Linked DNA regions of Homo sapiens: region 2 is linked to region 1. A link is a contact called in ENCODE Hi-C data. All regions are on one chromosome and are shown on one strand. The core of a region is the stretch at or near the end of the contact, and the rest is flanking DNA. Distances in the headings are between cores, read along the strand shown. Region 1 holds the start of ADAMTS8 (ADAM metallopeptidase with thrombospondin type 1 motif 8). Region 2 has its middle 120 kb from the start of SNX19.

Region 1 (5,218 bases), core at 768-3,267:
TCCTGGAAAAGCCTTCACCTGGTCTTTAGGGGAGAAATTGGGGTTTAGGGCAACACAGACACCTCCTGCTGAGTCAGCACCATCTTTGCATCTAGTTAGAAATGGTCTGGTTAGGTAGCCATCCCCTGGACTCTGTTTTTCTCCCCTGTTTAGGTAAGAGCTGTGTCTGGGCTAAGGGCAGCTGGGTGGACCAAGTGTGGGTCTGGCTTTACTAGAGACATTCACCCAAAGAGCTCGTTCCAGCCCCTGCGCCCCTCGCGTTTCCACCAAAGCTTCAGCTCCTGGGCTGAGCCCCCAGGCAGAAGTTCTCTGCCCCTCCCTCTTGTGCTGGCTGCTGGCATTGCCAAGTTCTGCCGGGGCTGAGCGCCAGGTTGGCAAGGTAGTCCATGCCCCATTGATCACAACCAGCTGGCTGCACAGAAGTTGGGCAGCCCCTCTCCAGGTTCAGCTCCTTTCAAACAATGTCTTTTGCTTATGGCGACCTCCATACCCAAGGGAATCAGACAGCCATCTCTCTCCATCCCATCTGCCTTTCCCTGGGAGCCTCTCAGATCTGGAGGCAGTAGAGGGCTGAGGGGTGGGAGTGGGAGCTATTCGTAAACGCTCAATTTTCATCTCTGCTGGGAGAGGCAGGTGCCGGGGAATGCGTTGATACCCACTTTCGGGTCAGTGCGCCACGTGCCGCGGGAGATTCGGATGAGAGGGATGGGCGTCGGCAGCCCCACTCTAAACTGGAAGGGACCTGGGGGTGGGGGCGCAGGGATCCAGGGTGGCAGAAGTTCAGAAAAGAGTTACTGCTCTTTCTCAGACAGGAGAGAATCTCGTTTGGGGTAAGGCTGGAGAAGATGAGTGGGGAGGGCTTTTTTTTTTTTTTTTTTTTTTTCTCAGAGGGATTGGAAGGGGAGATTTTAGAGACGCTGGGAGGCGTCTGGGGGGCCTCCGGGCACGGCGGCTGGAGGAGGCTCTCAGTCCTACCTGCAGGTCGGCCCCGTAGAAGGCAGCCATGGACGCATCGGCCACCAGCAGCGTCTCCACGAAGCGCGCCTCAGACACAAACCGCTTGGTCCTACTCGTGGCCCCCAGGGGCGGTGGCGGCTCGCTAGCGCCTTCTGCCTCCTCTTCTTGGCTCTCCTCCTCGCTGTCCTCCTGGTGGTCTCCTCTCTCCTGCCTCTGACCCTCTCCCGTCTCCACCTCCCACTCGGGTCCTCGCGGGAGGGGGCGGGCTCCGGCGGGACCCCAGCGCTGCAGGCGGTGCGGCTGAGCCAGGGAGCCCCCCGCGCCCTGCGGCTGGATGGTGAACTCCTCGCCGTCCAGCAGGAAGGAGCCGCTCAGCCCGCGGCACAGGCTGACCGCCGCCAGCGACTCGGGCTCCCCATTCACGGTGCCGGAGAAGAAGCAGCCGCGCAGCCCCCGCTCGCCCCCGGTCGCCCGGCCGGAGCCCCCGAGGCGCTCGATCTTGAACTCGGGCGCTAGGAAGCTGTCGTCGGGCGCCAGGCGCAGCACGAAGCCCTTGCCGAAGGCGGACAGGTGGAGCGCGAGCTCGCCCGCGCTGCCGGGCAACCGCGTGGGCACCACCAGCTCCGAGGCCTGCCCCCCGGCTGCGGGCCGGGCCGGGGCGCCGCGGGCCAGCGGCAGCAGCAGCAGCAGCAGCAGCAGGAGCGGAGGCCACCGGGGGGCGGCGGGGGCGGGGAGCATGGGGGCTGCGGCGGTGGCTGCGCGCAGGAGAGGGAAGAAGCCCGCCAGGCGCGGGCAGGTGCTGGCGGCCCGAGCGCGGCCCGGCCGCTCTCTCCAGGAAAAGCGGAATCAATCGGGTGCAAGGCCGACTCGGCCCGCGGGGCCCGGCGGCGGGAGCGCTCCCCCGGCGGCCCCTCTGGCTGGCGCAGCCCGCTCCTCCCGCGCCGCCGCCCCCGAGCCGAGCGCGAGCAGCTGGCCCCGGCCCGCGTGCGCCCGTCCTCCGCCCCTGCCCGCGCCAGCCCCGCGCAGCCGCCTCCTGCCTCCTCCCCACCCCGGGAAGCACCGAGTGGGCTGCCGAGCCCTTCTTATTTATACTTCCTTCCCGGCTTGACATAAGAGGTTTATTTTTGATCTCTCACTATTCCCGTTTCCCCTCCCCTGGGATCAGAGAGAGAAACTGAAAAGAGGGAGAGAGAGTGGAGAAAAAAAAATTGGGATGAAATGCAAAACCAATCAGGCAGCGAGACCCGTCCGCCACCCGCCCCCCTGAAGTGTCAACTACAACTTCTTTCCTTTCCCTCTACGCGTGGACCCACGTTAACCCCTACCATGCTGGACTGACCCTTTAGAAAGAGTCCCTGGGAGACCCCAACCGCTTTCTCCTCTGCGGCCAAGAGTCCAGGATGCATCTTCCGAAGAGGCTCGTGCACTGGTCTCAGCGACCCTGTTCGGATCCCTGCAGAGTCCGACTGCAGAGCCCGACACTGTTGGGATCCCTGCAGATGCCTCCGGAGATCCGACTGTGTGGGGAGAAGGTTCCTGAGCTTTTCATTGTAAAGCATAAAGGGAGAGGAGGAAAAGGTCATGCTAAAATCATGCCCTCCTCTCATCACTACTGCACAGCCTTCCTAACTTTCACTCCAAACTGAAGATGGGGAAAACAAAAACAAAACAAAAAACAACCCACCTGGTTAACCCTAAGAGGGACTCTCACTGTCCTGTTAGAGGGCAGGTGGGGCAGAGGCCAGCACAGTGGTAAGTTACCAGCACTGAGGTTGGAAGTTAGCATTTCCCCAAGAGGGAAACAGACCTCCAGTCCCTGAAAAAGGTCTTCTCTTCTGGATACTGCTAGTTGCCCGGGACTTCAAGTAAGGTGGCAGGCCCTTTCACTGCGTTGCCACAGCCCCAGGAACAAATGTGTATGAGGTGAATTTATTCTGTCCCATGTCACCACTGCCCCCTAGGGAAGGGGGTAGTATTCAGGAAGAGAGGGATGACATGGTCTCAAGACCACAAAACTGCATCCCATCCCAGTCTCAATGACACAGGTCTGGATTGGGTGGAGGGCCCTGTTCTCTACCTACAAACTCTAGACTCATCCACCAACTGTGCCTTTCTCTGAGTTGTCAATGTGGGTGATGCATTAGGAACCGCTGGGATCAGGGCCTTTAAATCCTTTGCCAATTCACCTGCCCCCAGGTACCCAGCTCTGTGCTTATGCTGGGGATGTTGACAGTCGAGGTCATCGCTGATTCTTTTCAGCCCATCTGACCCCTTCCTGCAGTGTGGTGGTTCAGCATGCATCTGAGACTCTCAGGGCTTGTTACCTCCAAAGAGGAGGCTCTTGCCCAGGGGAAAGTGCTGCCAAATTCCCTCTAAGTATCCCCCCTCTCTTTGCTTTCTCAGAAACACAGAGGGACAGCTGTGAATTAGATGAAAGGATGAACTTCCCAACCTAGCATGGTGCAGAACCTCCTTTCCTGCATAATTTATAGGATAGGAATAACGAGTCTAGAATGTTTTGGGGAAACACTTCTAGAGGAAGGACAATGGAAAGAATGGTCTCTTCAACCCTTTTCTCAAAACAAGCAAAACACTTCGTCCTAGCACAGTGTACAGTGCTTGGGACATCCTGTACAGTGCTTGGGACAGTCTGACCTGGGCAAGCAATGAATACAACTCTGTGTTGCCTCAGGGCTATTGTAACAGTTCAATGACTGGTTTTTACCTCCTTGAAGCCCCTTATTTGCTGTTTCCCAGAGTACAACTCCTGATTTTCTCTTTTTGAGACACAGTCTCACTTTGTCACCCAGGCTGGAGTGCAATGGTGCGATCTTGGCTTACAGCAACTTCTCCCTCTCAGGTTCAAGAGATTCTCCTGCCTCAGCCTCCCAAGTAGCTGAGACTGCAGGCAGGCACCACCACACCTGGCTAACTTTTGTACTTTCAGTAGAGATGGGGTTTCACCATTTTGGCCAGGCTGGTCTCCAACTCCTGACCTCAGGTGATCCGCCTGCCTCAACCTCCCAAAGTGCTGGGATTATAGGTGTGAGCTACTGTGCCAGCTAACTCCTGATTTTCAGTAGCAGTTAGGTCCTGTGGGTTTTCCTTCTTTCTCGAGTGTAAGCATCTGGGAGGAGTGGGAGTGAGGAGCGTGCCCAGTTTCCCTTTCTCCCGCCCGAATGCTAAGGGCTAGAAGTGGGAGATTTAACTGAACCAAGGAAAGTCTTGAGTGTCCATGGAGCCTTTGGTTGTGAAGGCTCTGGAAGTTGCTGCTTCATTTTTATTTTAGTTTTTAATTTTTTGAGATGGCGTTTCGCTCTTGTTACCCAGGCTGGAGTGCAATGGCGAGATCTCAGCTCACTGAAACCGCCTCCAGGGTTCAAGTGATTCTCTTGCCTCAGCCTCCCAAGCAGCTGGGATTACAGGCTCCTGCCACCATGCCCGGCTGATGTTTTTTTTTTTTTTTAGTAGAGACAGGGTTTCACCATGTTGGTCAGGCTGGTCTTGAACTCCTGACGTCAGGTGATTCTCCCACCTTGGCCTCCCAAAGTACTGGGATTACAGGCGTGAGCCACCGAGCCTGGCCACTGCTGCTTCATTTTTTTAATAGGATGAAGTGCCCCCATAGGTAGCATTTTGGAAGTTCTCTTTGGAGAGAGAAGTCAGATAGTGAGTTCTGGACTTTATCCTTCCTCATTTCAACAACAACATCACCACCACCCCCACCACCCCCACCACCCACCACCGCCGCCGCCGCCACCACCACCACCACCACCTGCTGACTGGTTCATTGACTGGCCCCGCAGTCCCCGCTCCCTCCTGGATTTCCCCTTCCCCAGATGTGCAGTGCTGCTAACTTCCAAGGTAGCTCCTGCCGTTCGCAATGCAACCACAAGGTGTCAGGCTTACCTTGGCTATGTTAAACCCAGGACCTGGCTATGTTAAACCCAGGACCTGGCTATGTTAAACCCAGGACCTGGCTATGTTAAACCCAGGACCTGGCTATGTTAAACCCAGGACCTGGCTATGTTAAACCCAGGACCCTTGCCACAGGGAGCGAGAAAGGGTGGGTGGTTTGTAGTGGCCGCTCTTAGAGGAGTGGCAGGTGAAAACAGTGCAGCAAAACAAACATCAACAAACCAACCCGTGAAAATCCCATAACGGCATTCTGCCAATTCCGGATTTCTTACATTACTACTTTATTTCCCAAAATATGTAATTACGGCAGGGTTGCCAAACTACGGCCCTTGGGCTAATTGCT
Region 2 (4,968 bases), core at 1,799-4,298, 600 kb after region 1:
AAAAAGATGGATGTAAATGCACTCTTTTTTCTTAAAAGAAAGGTTTCCTTTCAGCAACACTTCCTTGGGGCTGACTTAGAGGCCACAGAGAAGGGCCTCTGGAGAGCCCAAGTGAGAAACTAGCATGAGGCATAAAATTAAGTTGAAAACCTCCTTTGACATTTAAGAAAAGTCAACAACCATCTAAGTGATGAGAAAGACCAGAAATATAACTGGCTGAATGTCAATTTTAAAACTAGAAAGATAGCTGCTACTTTATCTCACCGAGCAGGTGTTTCTGAGCAGTAAATAACTCACGGATGGTCTATTAAACTTTAATGCTTGTGATAACAGCAAAGAGCATGTTGCCGCCCTCCTAAAAATACATATATATATATATATATATATATATATATATATAAAAACAAACAGCAATTTTCAACATTTATGCTTTGCACCATTTGCTTTTCACAGTTGTTTTACTGCATTATCTTTTGCTATTATCTTGGCCACAAGTCCCTTCTGTATGAAGTTGATTTGCAATCGTGGGCAGAACAACCTAATGTAATTAACTATCTGGCAAGTGTACAATGATCATTTCCACCTAAAAAAGATTCTCTCCTTGAATGAACACTCTCCAAATAAGGCACTGATTTCACTGCGTGTAAAACAGGGGATGAAATTTTAATTTAAAAAAAATTTTTTTTGGGTTGGAGGCTGGATGGGGGAGGCATGATTTCTCTGCTTTTTTTCATTTAGTTTAAACTCATCATCTTTGTGAGGTTTTTTATTGAAATAGTAATTACGGTACTTCAAAGTGACTTTTAAAAAATATCCAGAAGAGAAAAATGAAGCAACGTAATTGGAAAAAGGGTAGACATGAAGAGATGTGCAATTGGAATCAGCCAGATGAGAGTTATTACCTAATAATGAGGCTTTGCACTCCTATTACACTGCCTTTTGTATCTGAGCCTTTAAAAACCATGAGCTAATGAAGCTCTCTGCCTCCCCTGTGACTGAGGTCGTTGTTGTCACTGTCTGATGAATGGAGAAAATAAGGCACCAGGAACAGGTGAACTTGGCTTTTCTTCAGTTCAAGCCATTTATTAATGCCATGGTTTGGAATAAAATTCAGAAACCTCCACCCCAGGTTCTCCTGCTTATTTGTTTCCTTTTTCTAGAATGCCAAGGGTTCTTATTCCTTGCCCTGCACTATGAGGTCCCAAGGTGCAGAGCAAGTGCCACACAGCAGTGATAGGAGCTGTATTTACCAGCCCGTATCCAATGAGGCTCAATGGACCTAGCAGTCAGGGCCCAATCCTCTTATGGAAATGGGAAGGAGCAAAGGAGAGGGACAAAGCCACGTGTAAAAGCCAATTGTTTAATATTCAGGAGTTTGCCAGCCAGTTGTTAAACCCATGGTAGCTTGAAATCAGTCATAGTAGGAGTGTTTACACCACAGGTATCATCAGACACTACAAATCAGGGCTCCCCAATCACAAAGCACAGTCACCAGCATCCCACCGAGAGTGAGTAAAGAGAGCTGAGTGTTCCAGGGTGTCACATGAGTCCTCTAAAATGGTTTTGTATCCTTCATGAAAAGCAGTGTTTTGTAATCATTGAGCAGGTGATAATGAAATAGAGGGAGAGAGAAATGCCCTGGGAGTTTAGAAAGCTTTGGTTTATGCTGCAAGGGCCACTTAAATCTGAGGTTTGGACTACAATTAGGTGATTGTGGGAAAGTTGGTCATTGAAACCAAGAAGTGAGTCTTTCCTTTCCCTGGGTGTTTGGCCTTGTTTCTAGGTCCTCTTCTGTCTCCATTTAGTTCCCATTATTCAATCAGTAATTCATTCAGCAAGGTAGTGTTCATTTCTCCCTGAATAAGTACTTTTAAGTGGGAGGGCTGGGAGAAGAGGCCAAAATAATAAGCTAACACTTAATCTAACACTTTGCACAGACAATTTCTTATGCCCTTATGATTATTAACCTATTTAATCCTCAAACAACCTAATTAGGTGAATATTATTATTATCCTTATTTTATAGATAAGGAAACTTAGGCTCAGAAAGATTAATGTAATGTATCCCTAGGCTGGCAGTGCCTGGACAGGGCTTGTCTAATTAATATTTAAGCAATAACCTTCACATAGGCATCAGCCTGCTAACGAAGGCTATTCTGACATCTCCGTCAGATTCTGTAGAAGAGGAACACTGAATTAGAGTTCTGAAGACCTGTGTTCTAGTATTTTTTTTTTCTTTTTGCTACTTCCTTTTGCTCCTACAGACTGACTGTGTTTTCTCATGCAAATGAAGATAATATCTGCTTTGTTTTCTTTATATGTTTTGGTGAGACCTGAAGAGACATGTGTGGAAAGGCATTTTGGTTAATGGTGAATTGTTTTGCAAATATAAAATCAACCCTATTTTCTTTCTACTTGAATCATGCCTGCATCCCTTTTCTCTTACCCTCCCCTTTTCCCAATGGTCTCCATCAATCTAAGAGATTAATTTCTATTCCAAAGAAGGTGATCTTTTAAGTCATTTCCTTAAAACTTGCTGAGATCCTTGAACTGACATGCTGTATTTTGTAGAAATGCTGACTTGTCATACTGATGTCCATATTTATGCCTAATTTTTGGGAGAGGTCTCAGATCCTCAGAGCAAATACTGACTCATTACTTCTGCAGCTGTTTGGTTAGTGCACTCATACATGTGCACCCATGCACACATGCACATACACGCAGTGCCTTCATTTAAACTGATATGGGAAACGAGGGGATAGACATGACCAGCCATATGGAGAGTGACTCATGCGGCACTGATGGGAAAACTGCAAGTCATCACCTCCTCTGCTGCGCTGAGCTTGCCGCAGAGAGCAAGGTCACCTCAGCACATTCCATTGGTATCTACTGTGGCCCTGTCTCCCTCATTTCCTTTCTCTCCACCCACACACCCCTGCCTCCCTCTGCAGAGCATCATAGACCTTATCCCTCATCTCTCCAACCTGCTTCCAAAGTCTAAGCATCCACTTGTCCCTGAAGGAGAGCCAGGTTTCCACACTATGCTGCCTGACCTGCCACTGTGGCCATTACCAGACCTCTCTACAGGAAATGTGCCCCTCCCCACACCCAGGGCAGGCTGAGTCAGCAGGGGAAGGATGGCTGGAGTGGCAGAATCAGGTTCAGCAAGCACAACAGGCTTAGACCAGTGACAGCCTCACCTGGGCTCTTGGCTGTTGAGTTGTAGCCTTGGCTCTGCCTCTGATTTGACAAGTGATATAGGCTTAAAGAAGCTATGCCCAAAAGATACTCTTTCCAAGTCTGCTGCAAAGAGGGACATGTTGATTAAGTTAACATTTCCCCAGCACTCACTAAGTGCCAGGCACTCTTCTAGATAATTTACAAGCCCTTATTTAATCTTCCCATCAACCCATAAGGTAACTACTCTTATGACTCCCATTTTACAGAGGAGAAAGCTGAAAAGCAGATAGGATAAGAAACTTGTTCAAGGTCACAGCTTTAGTAAAACTGAAGAGTTGGGATTTCTACATTCTCAAACACTTCTTCCTTCTACCTTTCAAAAATGACTTTTTACATTATTTTCTCTCCAGATGATAACTAGAGGGTAGAATGTGGTAGGCAATTCCTAAGAGGACCCCATGATGTGCACCCCTTGGTGTTACTCTCTGTATAACTTTTCCCACTTCAGTGCAGGTAGAACCTATGATTTGCTTCTGGCAATAAAATATGGCAAATGTGATGAGATGTCATGACCATGATTTTGTTACATTATATGAGACTTGTCTTGGCAGACTAGAGTGAGAGAGACTCTCCTGCTGGCTGTGAAGAAGAAAACAGCCATGAACTGCCTATAGAGAAAGCCATTTGTTAGAGCACTTCTGGTGGACCTGAAGGCAGCCTCTAGCCAACAGCCAGTGGGAATTGGAGGTCTTTGGTCCTATGTCTGCAAGGAAGTAAACTCTGCCAACAACCTAAATGAACTTGGAATTAAATTCTTCCCCAGTCAAACCTCCAGATGAGGATGCAGCATGGCTGATACCTTGATCACAGCTGATGAGACCCTCAGCAGAGGACCCATCTAAGCCATGCTGAGATTCCTAAACTACATAAACTGTAAGATAATAACTACGTGCTGCAGTAAGCTGCTAAGTTTATGGTAATATGTTATGCAGCAATAGAAAATTAATACAGGTTAAAAAATTTGCTGAATATGATACCCTTAGTAAAATTAAAGAGCTGAGATTTGAATCCAGATGTGTCTGACATGAGTCCCCATTCTTAACCACTTATCTATTCTACCTCTTCCACCATTCTCTCCAACCTCTTCTGGCCACTGCTTCGTGGCAACCTTCTACCCTTGGTTGCTGAGCACCAATGATGTCTTATTTGTAGAGTTCACCTTGAAGGCATTGTCTCTGATGGTAGGATTTCGAAAGTACGAGGATCCAATTCACTATGTGTTAGAAATGACTCTAACACATGAATTAAAATAAGATCTACAAGCCTCTAGTCTATAACATTCTCCATTTTTTTTTTTTTTTTTTTTTTGAGAGAGAGTCTCGCTCTGTCGCCCAGGCTGGAGTGCAGTGGCGCGATCTCAGCTCACTGCGACCTCTGCCTCCCTGGTTCAAGTGATTCTTCTGTCTCAGCCTCCAGAGTAGCTGGGACTACAGGTGCATGCCATCACGCACGGTTAATTTTTGTATTTTTAGTAGAGATGGGGTTTCACCAACTTTCTCCATTTTATTCTTCTGTTTCCTTCAAATAGGAGCAAGGTCTTTGAATGAGAAGAAGGATGGAAGAAATATAAGATCAGTAACCACATTTGGTTGACTGGAGTTTGGCGCCCAAGTCACCACTATCTGAAGATGGAGGGAATGTCATTTTTGGAAAGGAGCACATTTCTGTGGCTGCTTTCTCCCTCCTCACTAAGCTTCAGAACTCCTATGGTGATTTAGCCTTGACGTTT

Evidence for each region. Hi-C counts contacts between places; a loop is a spot of excess contacts on that map. Pooled maps may share reads with other maps.
Region 2: a pooled map shows a loop between it and region 1 (5-fold over the local background). The contact joins the enhancer-like site here to the promoter of ADAMTS8 in region 1. A Hi-C loop is called at or near these places in 1 of 168 maps with a recorded cell type or tissue (mammary epithelial cell) and 4 of 50 pooled maps.

The regions. Positions count from the first base shown.
Region 1 is chr11:130,426,592-130,431,809 of GRCh38, forward strand. It overlaps ADAMTS8 (ADAM metallopeptidase with thrombospondin type 1 motif 8), which reads right to left and starts at 2,018. Exons shown (of 9, transcript NM_007037.6): 1 at 976-2,018. The coding sequence starts at 1,695.
Region 2 is chr11:131,030,448-131,035,415 of GRCh38, forward strand. No RefSeq gene overlaps it. Among named protein-coding and RNA genes, the nearest start is that of SNX19, 120 kb to the left of the region's middle. RefSeq lists an enhancer at 2,594-3,094. Within about 2 kb of position 3,049, at least 3 of the 41 ENCODE cell types and tissues checked have a DNase peak (open chromatin) inside an H3K27ac peak, as active enhancers do; they include mammary epithelial cell, where a contact is called at or near this core.